2 separate regions of the Homo sapiens genome follow, and region 2 is linked to region 1. A link is a loop called in an ENCODE intact Hi-C map of the cell type or tissue named here. Cell type or tissue: natural killer cell. All regions are shown on one strand. Each heading gives the region's core, and the rest is flanking DNA. Links, peaks and the distances in the headings are about the cores only. Region 1 overlaps LOC124905177 (a long non-coding RNA gene). Region 2 has its middle 33 kb from the start of MID1IP1.

The links. A loop is a pair of places that touch in the nucleus more often than their neighbours do. Peaks named below come from ENCODE experiments on the same cell type or tissue, not always from the same donor. Only the 100,000 strongest peaks of a DNase experiment are listed, where the experiment ranks them.
Region 2: a loop joins it to region 1, with 6 times the contacts of the local background. A loop is called at or near these places in 48 of 110 quality-filtered maps.

What each region holds. Positions count from the first base shown.
Region 1 is chrX:38,982,215-38,990,945 of GRCh38, forward strand. The region is part of intron 1 of LOC124905177 (a long non-coding RNA gene); the gene reads left to right. Among named protein-coding and RNA genes, the nearest start is that of MID1IP1-AS1, 180 kb to the left of the region's middle. In natural killer cell, for the core only: no CTCF peak of the experiment used is centred there; a DNase peak (open chromatin) is centred at 3,327.
Region 2 is chrX:38,763,930-38,772,660 of GRCh38, forward strand. No RefSeq gene overlaps it. Among named protein-coding and RNA genes, the nearest start is that of MID1IP1, 33 kb to the right of the region's middle. In natural killer cell, for the core only: a CTCF peak has its summit at 4,328; a DNase peak (open chromatin) is centred at 4,352.

The DNA of each region.
Region 1 (8,731 bases), core at 187-8,186:
AAGATAAATAGGCATTAAGCAGGTAAGGGATGGGGTGGGATTTTTAGGCAAAGTGCTGAGGCGCACAGGAACCTGCTGAAAGTTAGGCTCAGTGGGAAGTGCTATGTGGCTTAAAAGAGAGTACAGACAGGTCCTATGGGATTGGGAGGAGCTGGAAGACTGATAAGAAGTGTGGGAGAACAGGAGAGACTACCACTTCCCAGGTGATGTTAGTGAGCCCTGACCTCTCTGGGATCAGCTGAAATTACAGATCCATACCCCACGCCCAGTCCACTCTCCATTTGAAGGATAGAGGGCAGTTTTGCCCCTGTGTTATCTAGACAGTTGGAGGCATGACTTGTGGTGGAGGAGAGCTGGCCCATGGTTAAACATTGTCCAGAGCCCCAGCGGGACATGTCTGACAGGGGGACTTCCTTCCTGCAATAGGGCCAAGGGCATTGCCTTGGGTCATGAGTGTGCTACAGTGTGTAAGTGGCTGGGGCGGTGGGACAGTTAGAAAGAGCTCAAGGGGAATTTAATGGGCAAAGTCACAGTGGAGTAGAAAAGATGAAGCAAATGAAGAATTCAAAGTATCCCATGGTGCTCTACTCTAATTGAGAGGTTGAAGAGCCTGGGTGTCTGCGGGGGGTGGGGGGCAAGATAGGGGGTGTGGATGGAAGGAGGAGTGAGGAGGGAGAGAAAGAAGAAAGTGGAGAGTAGGGGGAGGGAGAGAGAGAGGAAGAAGGAGAGAGAGAGAAAGAGAGAGTGAGCAAAGGAAGGAGGGAGAGAGGAAAAAGGAGCGAGGTCAGGGAGAGAGAAGAAAAGACAGAGACAAGGAGACGGAAGAGGAAAGGGGAGAAAAGGAGTGAGGGTGGGGAAGAGAGAGTGAACAGAAGAAGGAGGAGAAGGAGGAAAGAAAGGGAAAGGAGGAGGAGAGTGAAGAGGGGAGGAGGGAACAGAGAAAAGCAGTCTGCCCAGAGGCAGAGCTAAAGATTTGACTGTGTTGGTTAGGCAAAGGAACACTTCAGCAGGATTTTGAACACGACTGTTTTTAAAGGAAGTGATCCCACAAGTTGGGGGAACCTGGTAGAGGGAAAGGAAGGAAAACACAGCCTCTACATGCAAACAGGCCTAGGTTTGAGTTCTATCTCTAGCACTGACTTGCTGTGTGAACTTGGGCAAGTTGTTTAAATTCTCCGTATCTCAGAATCCTTATCTGTGAGAGGAAATAATAAAAGCCAGTTCTCAGGGTTGTTGGGAGACTTAAAGGAGGTTCGGATGTGTAGCTCCTGGCACTTAGTTGGCACCCAGAAAATGTATGCTCCTGTGCTATGTATGTCCTCTCTTGGAATCCAGAGAACTCAGCCACGACCCCCATCAAGCTGAGAAGAACTGAAATTCCAAGGCTGAAAAAGTTGATGGAGGGAACTATCTCTTGCTTTGACCCTCTGCCAAACTGAGAGTGTAAATGTTCAGTTGTTCTGTGAGCTGACTGTGTGCCTTGGCTCAAAGTGGCAGGTAGCCTGGGAATGCTGGGAGAGAAGAAAGTCTGGTGCTCAGAGAAATGAACTCAGATAGAGAAAGTGTCCCCCTTTTCAGAGCAAAGAACAAAGCTAAGATTCACTAATAGGAAGACAGGGCCCTGGGCCTTGTACTCAGCAAGAATGTAGAAAGCTTTCTATTGCCATTTTGTAGATTATACTGTAAAGGTGAGTGTGTTTACAACGTATCATAGACTGTGGATAATGATTTGAGCATCATTTTATAGTTTGATATAACTTTCACTGACATCATTTGTTCAGCCATTCAACAAACATTTACAGAGGGCCTAGGTCAATCCACACACTCATTGTCTTGGGTATTCACCAATAGCACTTTTAATTTGGCTCTCCTTTGGGGATTCTCCTGGCCTTCTGTTGATGTGAATAGTTAGGAATGACCCTAATTTCTTTCCCACTTCAGCTAGGCCTGAGGAAACTTCCATTTGCATTCCTTCCCCTTTGGTGATGCCTGAGTGGTTAGCTGGCTGTGGATAATCAATCCTGCTGGTTAATGAGCTGAGCAAAGAGGTTAAGGTCACAGTTTTGATCCCTGGGGGCTGATTTACCCTCTCCACTTGGGTGCACTGTCCTTCTTTCTCTACACCCACCGTGTATGTTTCCTCCCACCTCAAGGCCTTTGACAAGTTTTTTACTCTGCCAGAAGTTGTCTTGCTTCAGCTCCTAATTATTGATATTCAGTGTCATTTCCCCAGCCAAGCCTTATTCGCTCCCTAGACCTAGTCAGGTGCTTCAGTTTATAACCCATGGTGCCTTGTATTTCTCTAGCATGGCATTTATTAGTGTTTATAATTATCCTTTCATTTTTATTATTATTTGATTAATGTGACCTATTGTTAGCATAGAAAGCTAACAGGAAACAAATATTGAGTGAGTATTTAAATCTTATCTCTGTATTCTTCAGCCACATGACCTTGGGCATGTTACTTAATTTCTCTGGGGCCAGTCTTCTCATCTGTGAAATAGGTATGATGATATTTGAACTTACTGCCCAGTAAGTCCTTGTGTCATGTAGGGTAGTGTTCAGCTGCAAGTAGTAGGAAACCGGACTGATTGTTCTTTAAACACATGGAGTTTATTTAACTCCTATACCAACATAGGCAGTCCAACACAGCTCTAGTGGCTTGATGATGCCATATAGAGCTCAGATTCATTTTCATTCTTTCTCTGCTTTCTATAGCAAGTACATTTAATCCTCATGTTTACAAGGTGACTGCTGCTACTCCAGGCATAGTATCTGTATTCCAGTCAGAAAGAAGGAGAAAGAGGGAAAGTGAGCATCAATTGACTACTGTTAATATCTCATTGGCCAGAACTAGTTCACATGGCCACTCCTAACAGCAAAGGAGTTCAAAAGTTTTTTTTTGTTTTGATTTTTGTTTTTTTGCTTTTACAACCTGTAGAGTAGAGGCAAGTCATAGAGAAATGGTAAGCCAACTAAAGACGACTGTATGCCCTAACTGAACTTCAATATCTAAGATGGAAGGAACCATGCTCCTTTTGTTCACCATCGTAGGTTCACCTTGAACAATGTCTGTCTCACTGTAGGCACCCAAGAAGCCTATCGTTAAATGTTAATGAATGAAAAAATGAACTCCTGTAGAGACCATCTCCCAATTAGGTTTTAAGAGGTACTAGACAAGGATAGATGAATCAGTGCCATCTTAACATCACAGGTAGGAAGAATTTAAAATAGACACCACCATCAGACACCACCATCACCATCAGGGGCCCCACTAGCCTTTACATTGCCTTTGCATTAATTACAAAAGGGCACCCACCCCTTCCTTAAGACACATTACTGCCATCTACTGGAAAATTTTCTTAATATAATTGTAAGTCTACGGTATCTAAGATGTGAATGGTGCCCCCTTAGATGCAGAGAGGTCATTCACCAAAAAATCTACACAGCCCTGTGTAGCCACCTTGCAGGAAATTTAAACACACCTCGCCAGTAGGGTGGATGTAGCCAATGAAGGAGCCATCACATCTGTCTCTTGAAGCATAGAAGGCGGAGCAGGGGGGTGTATTTTCATGGAGCGGTCTGAAGATTTTAGCAGGGCTGATAGGAACTTGCCTTAGGTAAAGACTTATTCTGACAAAGCAGGGATTTGGTGAGAAGAACAAACAGTGTATTTGACTCTTGCTTTTTACTTTCTGCCTCTATAATACTAGAAAAATCACTTAATTCCTCTAAATTTTTATTTCCTCATCTCTTAATTGGGGACAAGAACACCTGCCCCAAGAGATGTGTTGAGTATCCAACAAGGTAATATACATGAAAGGGTTGGGAATCTGCTCTTGATTAGAAAATGTAAGCTATTGTTAGCATGGAGAGTTAACAGGAAACAAATATTGAGAGAGTGTTCAAATCTTATCTCTACCACTCACTAGCCACGTGACCTTTGGCATGTTACTGAATTATTCTGGGACCAGTCTTCTCATCTTTAAAATCGAATTAGAATTTACTGCCCAAGAAAGTCATGAGGATTAAAGGTAGTAAGTGTTCAATAAATGTTAAGCATGAACTTTAAGGCAGTTGTGCCTTGCATTATGCTCTGCATTTTGCATTCAGTATTACATTGAAATACTTGTTTAAATTACCCTTGACTTTTTAAAAAGAGGAAAAAAATAAAATGAAATGAAACAAAAGGGTTCCTAGGCCTTTTTGTGAAGAGAGTTGAGACTGTGGGAAAAGAAGGATTCAGTACATTTTTTGAACTCTGGATCTGTTGTGATGTCTCTGAGGAAAACTTTCTCTTCCCCTCCCCACTTCATGCCACCTCCAAACACTTTTTGGCCAAATCTAGAGCTGATCTTGCTAGATTATAGCTGGAATTTCTCATGAAGTAGTTATTAAGATTGATTTCATGAAAACTTCACATGATTTATAGAGCAAATAGAGCAAAACGGAACCAAGGGGAAGAAAAGGCCAGCCAGGTAGGCAGGCAGAGTGGGGCAGATCAGGCAAGCAGAATGTTGGTTCCCACATGTTCTGGTTCTCCCTTCTGCTACCCTCCTCCCTGCAGCCCCTCTGGTGGTGGGGCCCTGTGATTGCTGAGAAAATCCGTTCAGATTGTAGTGCAGTGAAATAGGAGGGCAGAGGAGTTTGAAGCAGAAAGCAAGTAACAAAGTTGTTAATTCAACTGTTATCTAATGGCCGACTTTCTCATGCACAGTCTCCCCAACCCTGATCAGCCTAACTGTCTAGTGACTATATTTTATCTTCTTCACCACCACTAATCTTCCCCCTAATCTCTTCAGTGTGTAGGGCTATGGGGGAAACAAGATATTGTTCCTTCATTTCTCAAGTCACATTTCAGTGAAGTAAACAGCACTTTCTTTTCCTTCCTTCTGTCCCATGAAAGCTATTTTAGAGAAACTATGTTGAGCACCAGAGGTTCCTGGGCTTGGTTGCTATGTGGCCTGAAGCTGACATCTTGTGTGTGTGTGTGTCATGGTTTATGGTAGAGTGGTTAAAAATCAGCTCCCATTCTGGTGACTAAATTTTATTGACTTTTCCAGGGCCTGTGGTGGGACTGACATGTCCCCTATTTAATTACTTCCTTCTTCTTGACAGCAGATTGAGTTAACCAGAGGACATGCAGGTGGCTCCGGGGCCAGGGAGCTTGGAGTGGCCGTGGCTTGGCAGCTGAGAGGGGCCAGGGCGAGCACAGGCCTGGGGATGTAACAACCTGCTGGCAGTTGTGAGCTGTGGGTTTTATGACTGCACTGGGGGTAATAACCGAACAGTGGGGCTTTTGGACTAATTTGAAGAATACTTTGCATAAATCCCAGCTGCTAGCCATATGTCCAACCCTTGTAGAGGGGAGGGTATGTTTCCCTGAGCTCTTGTTTATTTTCCTGGAAGTCAAGACTAACCAAACCTTTAAATGCCCAGCCGGAGTCTTTGGCGGAGGAAGATTGGTCACAAAAGCTTGAACTGATTTAATCACAATCTAAATTTATATTATATTTTACCAGATTTTCTCTTCCAATGATGTTGTGTCATTTTGTCCTCACAAAACCCCAAAATATAGGCCATGTAGAAATCCTCCATTTACCCATAAGAAGACTGAGACCCAGGGAGACTGAGACCAATAATAAAAGCAGCCATTTTGGAGTTCACTATATGTTAGACACTTTTCTAAATCCTTGATAGGTGTTCATTCATTTCATACTGACATCAGTCCTACAAGGCAGGTACCATTATTATCCCTATTCCTTGATGAAGGAGATGAGCCCAGAGAGGTTACTTAACTTGCCCAGGGTCACACAGATAGTTAGTAGTGGAGCTGGGATTCAAACCTAGGCAGTCTGGCTCCAGAGTCTGTATTTAAAACCACTATACATGCTGCCAGCTAGCTTGGCATTGGTGTAGCTGGAATTCGTATTCACGTACTCAACTCCAAGTTCAGGTTTTCCCTAATGCCACACCACTCTTCTGAAATTTGCTCCTTAAATATCTCTTATTCCTGCAAACATTAGCCACAGCAATTTAGATTTGGACTCTTTTCATCTGGTATCGCAAAGTCTTTCACTTAAATTTATTTAATTAGTCCCTCCCTACCTACTTACTGTGGAGTCAGAGGCATACCCAGTCTAAAGGAGTTGTAATGTGTTAGGAAATTACTCCCAGACTAAGGCTTTGGAAAAATACAGGTATATAGGTGTTGGGAGTTGCTAAAGCCTGGCAGCCTCATATCTGGAACAAATATTTTCTCTCTCCCCATTTCCTGGGAAGAATGGGTGTGGTTCTCACAGCACTGTCTGATTTTGTGAGCATGTGCACTCCAAAGTTTCACACAGAGTTGGCCTCTCCCTTTGGGAAAAGGTAATTCCAGCCCCTACTCCTCTGGCAATTACGGGCCTCTTAGCCTGTGGTAAGTGTGAACAAATCAGGCGAAAGGGAGGGAGTTGTTTTAATGTGATAATATCTCTAGCTGCCCATGCTGACTTTCTCACGAGAGGAAAAACCAGCAAAAGTTTTGTTCTGCATTCACTGGTGCCCCAAAGAAAACCCTGGGGGAAGGCCGGGCGCGCCTGTAGTCCCAGCACTTTGGGAGGCTGAGGCGGGTGGATCGTTTCAGGTCAGAAATTTGAGACCAGTCTGGCCAACACGATGAAACCCTGTCTCTACTAAAAATACAAAAATTAACCGGGTGTGGTGGCGGGCGCCTGTAATCCCAGCTACTGGGGAGGCTGAGGCAGGAGAATCGCTTGAGCCTTGGAGACAGAGGTTGTAGTGAGCTGAGATCATGCCACTGCACTCCAGTCTGAGTGACAGAGTGAGGTCCTGTCTCAAAAAAACAAAACAAAAACAAACAAACAAACAAACAAAAACCTTGGGGAAGCCTCCAGATTCTTATATCTCATAGCCAAAACCAATGTAGACCAAACCCCAATTCGAATTTGTGATAATGACCAAAAAGCAAGAGTATGACTCTCATTTGCAGATCTGGATAGCAGTTTTCTTTCCTCATTAGCAGACAAACTCTGTAGGCAGGCATTGGGTAACATGAAACAAGGAACATGACATAACTTTGGCAGAGAAACCATCATAGGAGAGTACTAGAAGGGGAAGGACAAAATAGTTTGGGTTGTAGTGATAATTTGTCATATTTACTTAATTTATTTGGTGACTATTTCTCTAAGTTAGATTCCCCCAGATGCAGATCCTGCCACAAGAATTTGGATGCAAGTTTTTTATTTGGGAAGTGATTCCAGGAAGCATCTTTAGGAAGTGGAGAAGTGAGACAGGGAAGAGAAAAAAAAAATTCAGAGTGTCAAAATAGGTTATCACTGTGGGCAACTGAGACTCAATCCTGCTGGGGACCTCAGGTAGATGGTGTGGAACATGCCTTAAAGTCTCACCTGAGTGGCAAGGAGGCTGAGGTATTTATCCACAGTCTCCTGTTGGTCATTGCTTTAGAGTTGCCTCTATGTGTGTTGATTCATTAGCACTGTGGCCTCTCTCACCTGAGAACATCTCATTTGCTTATAGTAAGAAGGCATCAGGCTACATGGGGACAGTGAGTGCCAAGGTAATATGGGCAGGGCACTGATACTGTCTACTTAAGAACCAAACCAGTTTGTGGAGGAGGAGGATATAAGGGAAGACATATTGTAATTAAGATTATTTCAGTTGCAAGTGATAAAATCCCAACTCAAACTAGCTTGAGAAAAAAATAAAAGCAATGTATGTGAGTTATATCACTGAAAAGTTCAGGGGTAAGCAGTCTGAGGCATAGCATAGCTAGCTTCTATCCATCATTGGCTTAAGGTTTCTCTTACGTGTGTTAACTCACTAGCACTCTGGCCTCTTCCACCTATGGGTATAATAGGTGCACAAGCAATGCCATCAGGGCTCTGTCTTCTGTACGTCTCTTGTTCTGCTTTCTTCTGTCTTGGCTTTATTATCTGGCTGGCTGAGAAGAGGGTGGAAAAGATGGCACCTCTAGGCTTATATGATCCTTATTCCTGCTGGCCCTAGAGGAGAAGAGCATTTTTTTTTCTGATAGCACTGGTTAACATCTTGGGGAACAAAGGTAATGAAATCAGCAAATTGAAGAGATGTCTGTATGCCCATGTTCGTTGCAGCACTATTTATGATAGCCACAATATGAAATCAACCTAAGTGTCCACCAATGGATGAATGGATAAAGAAAACGTGATATACATGTACACAATAGAATATTATTCAGCCTTAAAAATGAAGGAAATCCTGTCATTTGCAACAACACAGATGAACTTGGAGGACATTATGTTAAGTAAAATATGCTAGTACAGAAAAAAAAATACTGCATGATATCACTTATATGTAGAATCTAAAAAAGCTGAATTCAGAAGCAGAGAGTAGAGTGGTGGTTCCCAGGAGCTGGGAGGGGAGGAGGGTTGGGAACATGTTGGTCAAAGAATACAAAATTTCAGTTAGACAGGAAGAATAAATTCAAGAGATCTGTTGTGCAACATGGTGACTATGGTTAATAATGTATTCTTGAAAATTGCTGAGTAAATTTTAAGTGTTACCGCAAATAAATGATAAACACATGAGGTAATACATATGTTAATTAGCTCAATTTAGCCATTCTACAATGTATACATACTTCAAAACATGTTGTACATGATAAATGTGTATAATTTTTGTCACTTAAAATCTGTCTACATATATGTGTGTATATATATATAATATG
Region 2 (8,731 bases), core at 358-8,357, 220 kb before region 1:
GCCTGTAGTCCTAGCTACTTGGAAGGCTGAGGCGGGAGGATAACTTGAGCCCAGAAGTTTGAGGCTGCAGTGAGCTATGATCACGCCACTGCACTCCAATCTGGGCAACAGAGCAAGACCCTGTCTCAAATAAACAAACAAAAACCCAAACAAATAGTAAATTAAGAGAAAATAGCAAATAATCTTCCTAATGGTGAAATCCCCATATATCCTTGAAATGAACTTTGGCTCTGTCTAATTCATATAAAATTCCTTACATATGTGTTTCCAATTATTCTACATTAGGTAAAATATGCAATATTGCTATGTTCTACCCAAATATTCTTCTTCCTCGTGTATCTAAATCCTAACACATCTATAACACTCGTTTGATGAATACTAACATTTCAGTGCACTGGGTAATACATATGTTTTTTATTTGCCACAAAGAACTGTGTTTCCTCAACTGATTTATGTACCACCTGGACAAAATTATTTTTATTATGGTTTATTTCATTTTCTTCAGCATCCAAAACTGAAAAATACTTGTAAACTGCCAATGACACAATGACAATGGTAAAAAAAATAATAAAAATAAAAAAGAAAAGTCTTAGAATTCAAAAGCAAAACTCCACATTTCTTCAGAGACACCCAAAGAAAAATGTAGCTGCAACATTTTTAAACTAGTAAATTCAAAGTAAAACCAAACAGCAGCCCGGGTAATTTATGAATGTCCTTATGGATACAAATAGCTAACCAACTTACAAATAACTTTGTAGGTTGCCTTAAGAGTCTTTTCTTTTTCTTTTTTTTTATTTATTTTTATTTATTTATTTATTTATTATTATTATTATACTTTAAGTTTTAGGGTACATGTGCACAATGTGCAGGTTAGTTACACATGTATACATGTGCCATGCTGGTGCGCTGCACCCACTAACTCGTCATTTAACATTAGGTATATCTCCTAATGCTATCCCTCCCCCCTCCCCCCACCCCACAACAGTCCCCAGAGTGTGATGTTCCCCTTCCTGTGTCCATGTGTTCTCATTGTTCAATTCCCATCTATGAGTGAGAACATGTGGTGTTTTAGGCAGGGCATGGTGGGTCATGACTGTAATCCCAGGACTTTGGGAGGCCAAGGCAGGTGGATTGCTTGAGCCCAGGAGTTCCAGACCAGCCTGGGCAACATAGGGAAACTCCATCGCTACTAAAAATACAAAAAATTAGCCAGGCCTGGTGGGCCACACCTGTAGTCCCAGCTACTTGGGTAGCTGAGGCACGAGAATTGCTTGAACCCGGGAGGTGGAGGTTGCAGTCAGCCGAGATTGCGCCACTGCACTCCAGCCTGGGTGACAAGAGCGAGATTCTCTAATGCCCAGTTTTATTCTCTCCTCTGACCAATCCATAGACTTTGTGGAGGGGAAGGTGAGGTGTTCTGAATTATACCAAATAACATACACATTTGTAAATTGTGGATTTACAAAGTAATCTGCAAAGCAATTACACATTATGCCCACCCCTATGCACACATACACTCATATACATGCTCACAGAGTCATGGCTCTATGTGTGATCTCTATAAACACTCACATGCAGACAGAATGTCTCCATGTGCATTATGAATTACCTACTAGCTTCTAGAGCAGGGGCGTCCAATCTTTTGGTTTCCCTGGGTCACACTGGAAGAAGAAAAATTGTCTTGGGCCACACATAAAATACACTAATACTAATGACAGCTGATGAGAAAAAAAAAAGTCGCAAAAACATCTCATAATGTTGTAAGATAATTTACAAATTTATGTTGGGCCACATTCAAAGCCATCCTGGGCCGCATGTGGCCTGTGGGCCGCAGGTAGAAAAATCTTGTTCTAGAGGCTTCCAGATATATTTCACAAAACTGATTTGGAACCAGCAGTATAGAGTAACTTGTATAATCTAGTTGGGAGCTGCAAGCTAGTTCCCAGAATTGCGTAGCCTAACCCACATAACAGCCAGTAAACTCTGCTGGATGGGTTGAGTTATTTCTCAGCATCCCCATAACAAACAGTGGCTTTTTTCCTGTGGACAAGTCAAACAGAAAATTCTCATTTCTCTACCGAAGAATGAATTTATTTTACATTTATTGAGAACTCACTGTGCTCAAAGCTGTGTTGCTTATGAACAAAGAGGACACACACACACACACACACACACACACACACACACTACAAGACCAAGGTGAATATAGTAGCTGCTATCAGGAAGGTCCAAATGGAAATGAGAATGCAGAGGCAGGAGATATTACCTTTGACCAAGGAGTTCAAGGGTGATTTCATGAAGGAAGTCTTGGTTTGGCTATTCCTTAAAAGATAGGTGTGAATTCAATGGGTGGGAATGGGGTTAGAGAAGGGAGTGGGCATAGAAGTGGAAAAAGTAAAAAAGTCACTGAAGAGTACAATATGATCTGAGCACGGTGTCATGATAGAGAGATGATGAAGCCAGACAAGACCAGTAGCTGGGAGCAGACAAAGGGAGCTCCAATTAATACAGTGAAGAACTGGGTGGGCAATAAAGATCCATAAGAAGGTTTTCATTATTTGTTTTTAAACTGTTTTTTTATTGTGAAATATACCACAAATTCAGGGAAGTATATAAATCAAAAGTGTTCAGCTAAAGAAATTGCATCAAACAAACAAACAGGTCAAGAAATAGAACATTGCTAGCACCTCAGGGGCACCCTCTTCAGGTGTTCTTCTAATCACTTCATCACTCCCTCAAAGGTAACCACTAATCTGATTTTTACGATAATGACATCTTCACTTTTCTTTATAGTTTTACCACCTAGGCATGCATTCCTCAAACATAGTTTAATTTTGCTGGTTTTGCAAACTTTGTGTAAGTGCAATTATGTAGTATATATTATTTTGCATCTGGTTTCTTACATTCAGTGTTGTATTTGTGAGCTTCATCCGTGATGTTGTGGGAGCTGTAGTTCTTTTTATTTTTTATTTTATTTTTTTGCTGTAGGGCAAGTTTGTTCAACCCGCAGCCCATGGGCCACATATGGCCCAGGATGGCTTTTAATGTGGCCCAACACAAATTCGTAAACTTTCTTAAAACATGAGATTCTTTTGAGATTTTCTTTCAGCTCATCAGCTATTGTTAGTATATTTTATGTGTGGCCCAAGACAATCCTTTTTCTTCCAATGTGGCCAAGGGAAGCCAAAAGATTGGACATCCCTGCTGTAGAGTATTCCTTTTTGTGAATATACCACATTGATCCATTCTACTGTTGGCAGATATTGGGATTGTTTCTAGTTTGGGGCTACCATGAATAGTGTTGCCTTCTTGTACCTGTCTCTTGATGCATGTATCGTCTCCTGATGAGAGGAGTGCTGCACTTTAGGCCAATCAGCGTCACAGTAACACGTAAAGATAGAGTAGCCTACAGAGAGACTTGTGACCAGGAAACTCCTTTGGAGATCAGGAAACTAGGTAGGCATCCCCTAACTAGCCTTGAGGATCCAACTTGGATTGTTGCCTCAGTTGGCAAAACTCACTAGGCTGAAAGTCTTCAGTTTCCAATATTCAAATCAAAGTAGGAGTAGTTTCTCTGGATTTTTTTTTCTTTTAGCATTTAGCAGGAGTAAGGAGTTGGTCCATGATTAACTCCATCACTGGTCTATTTATGACCTACTTTAATTTTTCGTTCTATTTATTTGGTTAGTTTGAATACTGTAATAGGCAACTGCAAATCCACAGCCCCAAACAAAAGACAGGACCTTGGTAATGACCACAGCTAACTGTATGTTTCCCTCATCGTTCCATCTTCTGGCCTCTCCCTACCTCGTGCAGAGGTATTTTTGAACATTACATAAAACCCTCAAAAAGGACTATCGACCCCAAGTAAGTATGAATTTGTGCTAGGCAAGTAGAAAAGAATATTGATTTCATTCTCTTTATGTCCTATTACTTCCAGGGAGGCAGACAAATGTTAAAACGATAAGTTGTGTGAATCATGTGAATATACATTCTTCTGGGACAAAGCAATTGCAGAGTCTTTATAGTTTTTTCATATGTAACTACTCATTCCCTTTAGAAGGATTTCTAGCAAAAATATAGCTTATGCAACAACAGACTTCAAGATGATCCAGGCTATCTGAGAAACCTATTCCTTGATGATAAAATCGAATGGTAACACAAAGTTTAAATGCCTCTTCAGTATGTTTTGCTACAAAAATCGCTTAGTTTTCAATTTAACCATGCATTTAATCCTTTGGTGAACTGAGTAATGCCAGGACAGAGTGTAAAGGAACTGGAACATCATGAGTTTGAGAAAAGGACAATAAATCCAATATTGCAAAATTACAGTAGATGGTGCTAGATGGGTGCAAAAGACTCCAACAGCCATCTGGGCCACCTTCAAGATTTCTCCTGAGCTTAGCAGTTTAGAAAATGTGCAATTTAGATTTATCAATTCAGGAGAGGCACTCAGATAAAACAGTTGAATTAGTGAGATCAATGAATGCAGAACCCTATAATTAGACAATGTTAAGGTTTTTATGGAAATTAACAATGAAGACAACTTTAAAGCCGTGGTCAAATCGTTGATCTTTCTGGGGTGTTGGTGCCAATGTTAAATTACTAAAAGAATGATTTTCCATTCATCTAAAATAACGTCATCTGTAAAGTTAATTTTTAAACTAATTTGCTCTTGGTATTAGTTATCATTTATACAGTATTTGTACACTTTGTAGGTTAGCTTTGAGATTTAAATGTCCTATATAATGTATGCAAAGTGATTTACAAAGCATTACCTAGTATAAATTATTCTACACATGTGAAGTATTATTATTTTTATTATTATTACCTAAAGTGCTTATTAAATATTTGTATTCATTACTTTTTTACAGCCACTTTGTCCTGGATATTCTTCTTATTATTCTTTTAGCTTTTCAGGTGAAACAACTGAGACATAAGATAATGAAGTGAACAATTTCAAACATGTATATATTCCCCTTGCAGCAGCAGTACAAAATGACTTTCAATCAATGAACCAGAGATCAGGCAAGCACCTGTCCTTAATGAGAGGGTTATCTGGGGTTAACCCTAGATACAATGAAAATTAACAATGGGAGCGATTCCAAACCATCTCACTGTTGTGTCTCTATAACAGATGCTTCCCTCCCATGATCTGCTGAGCACTCGGTGGATGCATTGGTCCTTAGCTTCCTTGGAGAAAGGAGCAACATGACAGCACTAAACACACTCAGGATGTGACTTATCAGAATCTGTCAGTGACTGCAGGAAAATGTTGGATCTGACGTTAAGTAACCCTTTTTCTCTCCCCAGAGCCACATACGGTTGAGGTTCATGTGTCGGACAGGGCGTGGAAGAAATTCCTTTTCTGGAAGTTAACCTCTATTGTCCAGCATCTGATATGTCCAGCCTAAAATATTCTCTTAAGTGCATATTAGCAAATCCTTGGAACTCCAAAGGCTTTTTCAGAGGCTGAAAGGTCAGATGTTTAAGTGAATTCTCTGTATTTATGAATCATTATGGCCTATTGATTGAATGTGTGAGATGTAGTTCTAATGTCTGTCTGCTTTACGTAAAAAGTTCTATGGACAGGGATATTATCCACAATGAGGGGGTCTTAATGGTGTTTTGATTTTTACAGGACCTAGCACCTAAATCGTTAAATAAATATAATTAATATTACTATTTGTATTTAAAAATAAGTCAAGTGAATATTTCTTTTATTTATTTTCCAATACATGTTTAGTATTTATTGTCCCCAGAAAAATGTGCCTCGTCCTTGCTGTGATCAATAGTCACAGTAGTCATGGTGGAGATGTCTTCTCCAATCACACTGACAATATATGCAGAAACTAGTATGCAATAGGTCTGTCCAGTAAGTATGAGAGGAAAAGTCTATCTATATTTTTACTTTGATTATTTATTTATTTTGAGATGGAGTCTTACTCTGTTACCCAGGCTGGAGTGCAATGGTGCGATCTCAGCTCACTTCAACCTCTGCCTCCGGGGTTCAAGTAATTCTCCTGCCTCAGCCTCCCTAGTAGCTGGGATTACAGGCTCCCGCCACCACGCCCGGCCAATTTTTGTATTTTTAGTAGAGATGAGGTTTCACCATGTTGACTAGGCTGGTCTCAAACTCCCGACCTCAAGCAATCCACCTACCTCGGCCTCCCATTGTGCTGGGATTACAGGCTTGAGCCACCGCGCCTGGCCTAAAAATCTATATTTTCTAATGTCATAGAAGCTATTGCTGTAGTTGCCCAGCATCCGACTTTCAAATGTTAATAATTAGGCTGTGGGCCAGGCCTATTGCTCAGCAGCTAATGCACTGCGCATGCTACCGCACAGGAGACCTCGGTCTGGTGCTAGCCGGAAGCTCTCCTATCTTCCAGCAGGAGCGAGGAGCCCTGTGGAGGTGACACTGGGCGCCTTAGAGGAGAGAGCTGCGTGATGTATCACCACTCACCAGCCCTTGCCGGAGACCTGTTTAGAGTGAGATTACAGTCTCAGCAGAGCCTCTCATTTCTCCTGGTCACGGGGTTACAGAGCACTTTACAACTTGTGCTACAGGAAGGCAGGGAGGGATTTAAATGAGAGACTGGAAGAGACCCTCCATAAACCTCAGCCAGAGCAGCCCTGACTCACAGTAAGTTTCTGCTTCCGCTGGCTTACAGATAGCCAGATCAATGTTTTTAGAAAAATGTAAGCTTTAAACATGGAATGGAATATGAATTGACCATATTTCATCTGATCACAAATTTACCAGACAACTTGGAAAGCCTCTGAAATTCTGGCACTAAAATGGTTCTTTCTCAGAATTGGGGTATCTTTACTATTTATCTCTATGGAGCACCTACTAACACTAATGGGAGAACAACCCTAATAAGGTCAACAAAAATGTTCTTGTAATAGTGTTCATTAACAGCGCTGCTAGATGACTGCTTAAAATCGTTTCTGCTATAGTCTCTCCCGTAGATGAAATCATTTGCTTCATTTTTAACCGTTGCTTGGAATTCTGTGCTTTCCAAATCTTCATCTGTGTTCCTTACCTTTAAGACGTGACCGAACAATTTTAATTCTCAATTTCTGGGGCCAGGTTCAGTGCTTTTTGAACACTAATCTGCCAAAACATGAGATAATATTCCTTTCTTGAAATTGCTATCAGTATTACCATCCAAGGGCCCCCATCAGCTGCCCAGGTTCCTAACCTCATCACTTTGTTTTTCTCCTCTCCTTTTCCTCCCACATACAATTTACCACAAAGCCAAGCTGTTTAGTTTTTTTTCTCCACAATATCTCCAATATGTATTTGTTAATCTCATAAATATTTATGAAGTACTAGGAACAATGCTACAAATGGGAGTTCTGTGCTAGGGCTACGCATGGGCTCTATTTATTTTCATGGTCATCACCTTGGACCATGTCCCTGGTTGACTAAAGACGGCCTCAAATTTTGACAGCTCTCTCATTGAGAAATTTTATACATTTAATGAGATTATAAACCTTTTAAGGTATAGACCCTATGATCTATACATGAATTGAATATATGACCCAGCACAGCTAACATTTGTTAACCCATCAAAAATATTCATGTCAATTAGAACTTGACAGAATCCTGTCAGTGTTGATGTGATTCCTGGGAGTCTTCCCAAAAGTTTGAAAAGGCTTTTATCTCTAGAATCAGAAACTTTATTTATTTATTTATTTATTGAGACAGGGTCTCACTTTGTTGCCCAGGGTTGGTGTGCAGTGGTGGGATCTCAGCTCACTGCAGCCTTAAATTCCTGGGCTCAAATGATCTTCCCACCTTAGCCCCCCGAGTAGCTGGGACTACAGGCACCTGCCACCATGCCCAGCTAGTTTTTTGTATTTTTTGTGGAGACAAAATTTCACCATGTTGCTCAGGCTGGTCGCGAACCCCTGAGCTCAAGCGATTCTCTTGCCTCAGCCTCCCAAAGTGCTGGTATCACAGGCATGAGCCACTGCGCCAGGCTGAGAATCAGAAACTTCGTATTGAATTGTCTAAATTTCCCTTGAAATAGCTTATTACAACTTTTTCGTACGATGATTTATAAAAATTGTGATTTTTTTCCTATAACAGAAAGAAGTAAATATTTCCAAAGATTTTCTAGTGTATTTTAACAGATCAGATCTGTACACCTGGTAGAGACCCCATAAATAGTTTGAATCTGCCATGTAAATTTCACTGGGCAGTGATAATTCATGTCCTTAGATTTATTTTTTTGGCTTTATTGGGGTATAATTGCTGTACCAAAAATACATACATGTAATATATGCATCTATGCATCTTGAGTTTGGTTATGTCCTTAAATTTAAATGCTGATTTTAAGTTATCAATAAAACACTTAAACTCTACAAGTGCTTTGCAGTCATTCTGGATGGAATCTAACTAGCTTAATTTGAAATTTAGTGTAGCTGACAAAAAGCTATTAAGAGTAAAGTTGATGGGTCAAAGCATGGTAAGTTTAAAACTACATAAATATGCTGCACAAACAAAAATAACGACCTTCCATTGTTCAGAGAATTCTTATTTCTTCAGCAATTGCTTTAGGCCTTCACCTACCACTTAGTTGAGTAAAACAAAGCAAGTAAAAGGATGAGTGACATTCATTTTTTTTTGACATGGGGTCTCACTCTGTCACCCAGGCTGGAGTGTAGTGGGGTGATCTCAGCTCACTGCAACCTCTGTCTCCTGGGCTCAAACGATCCT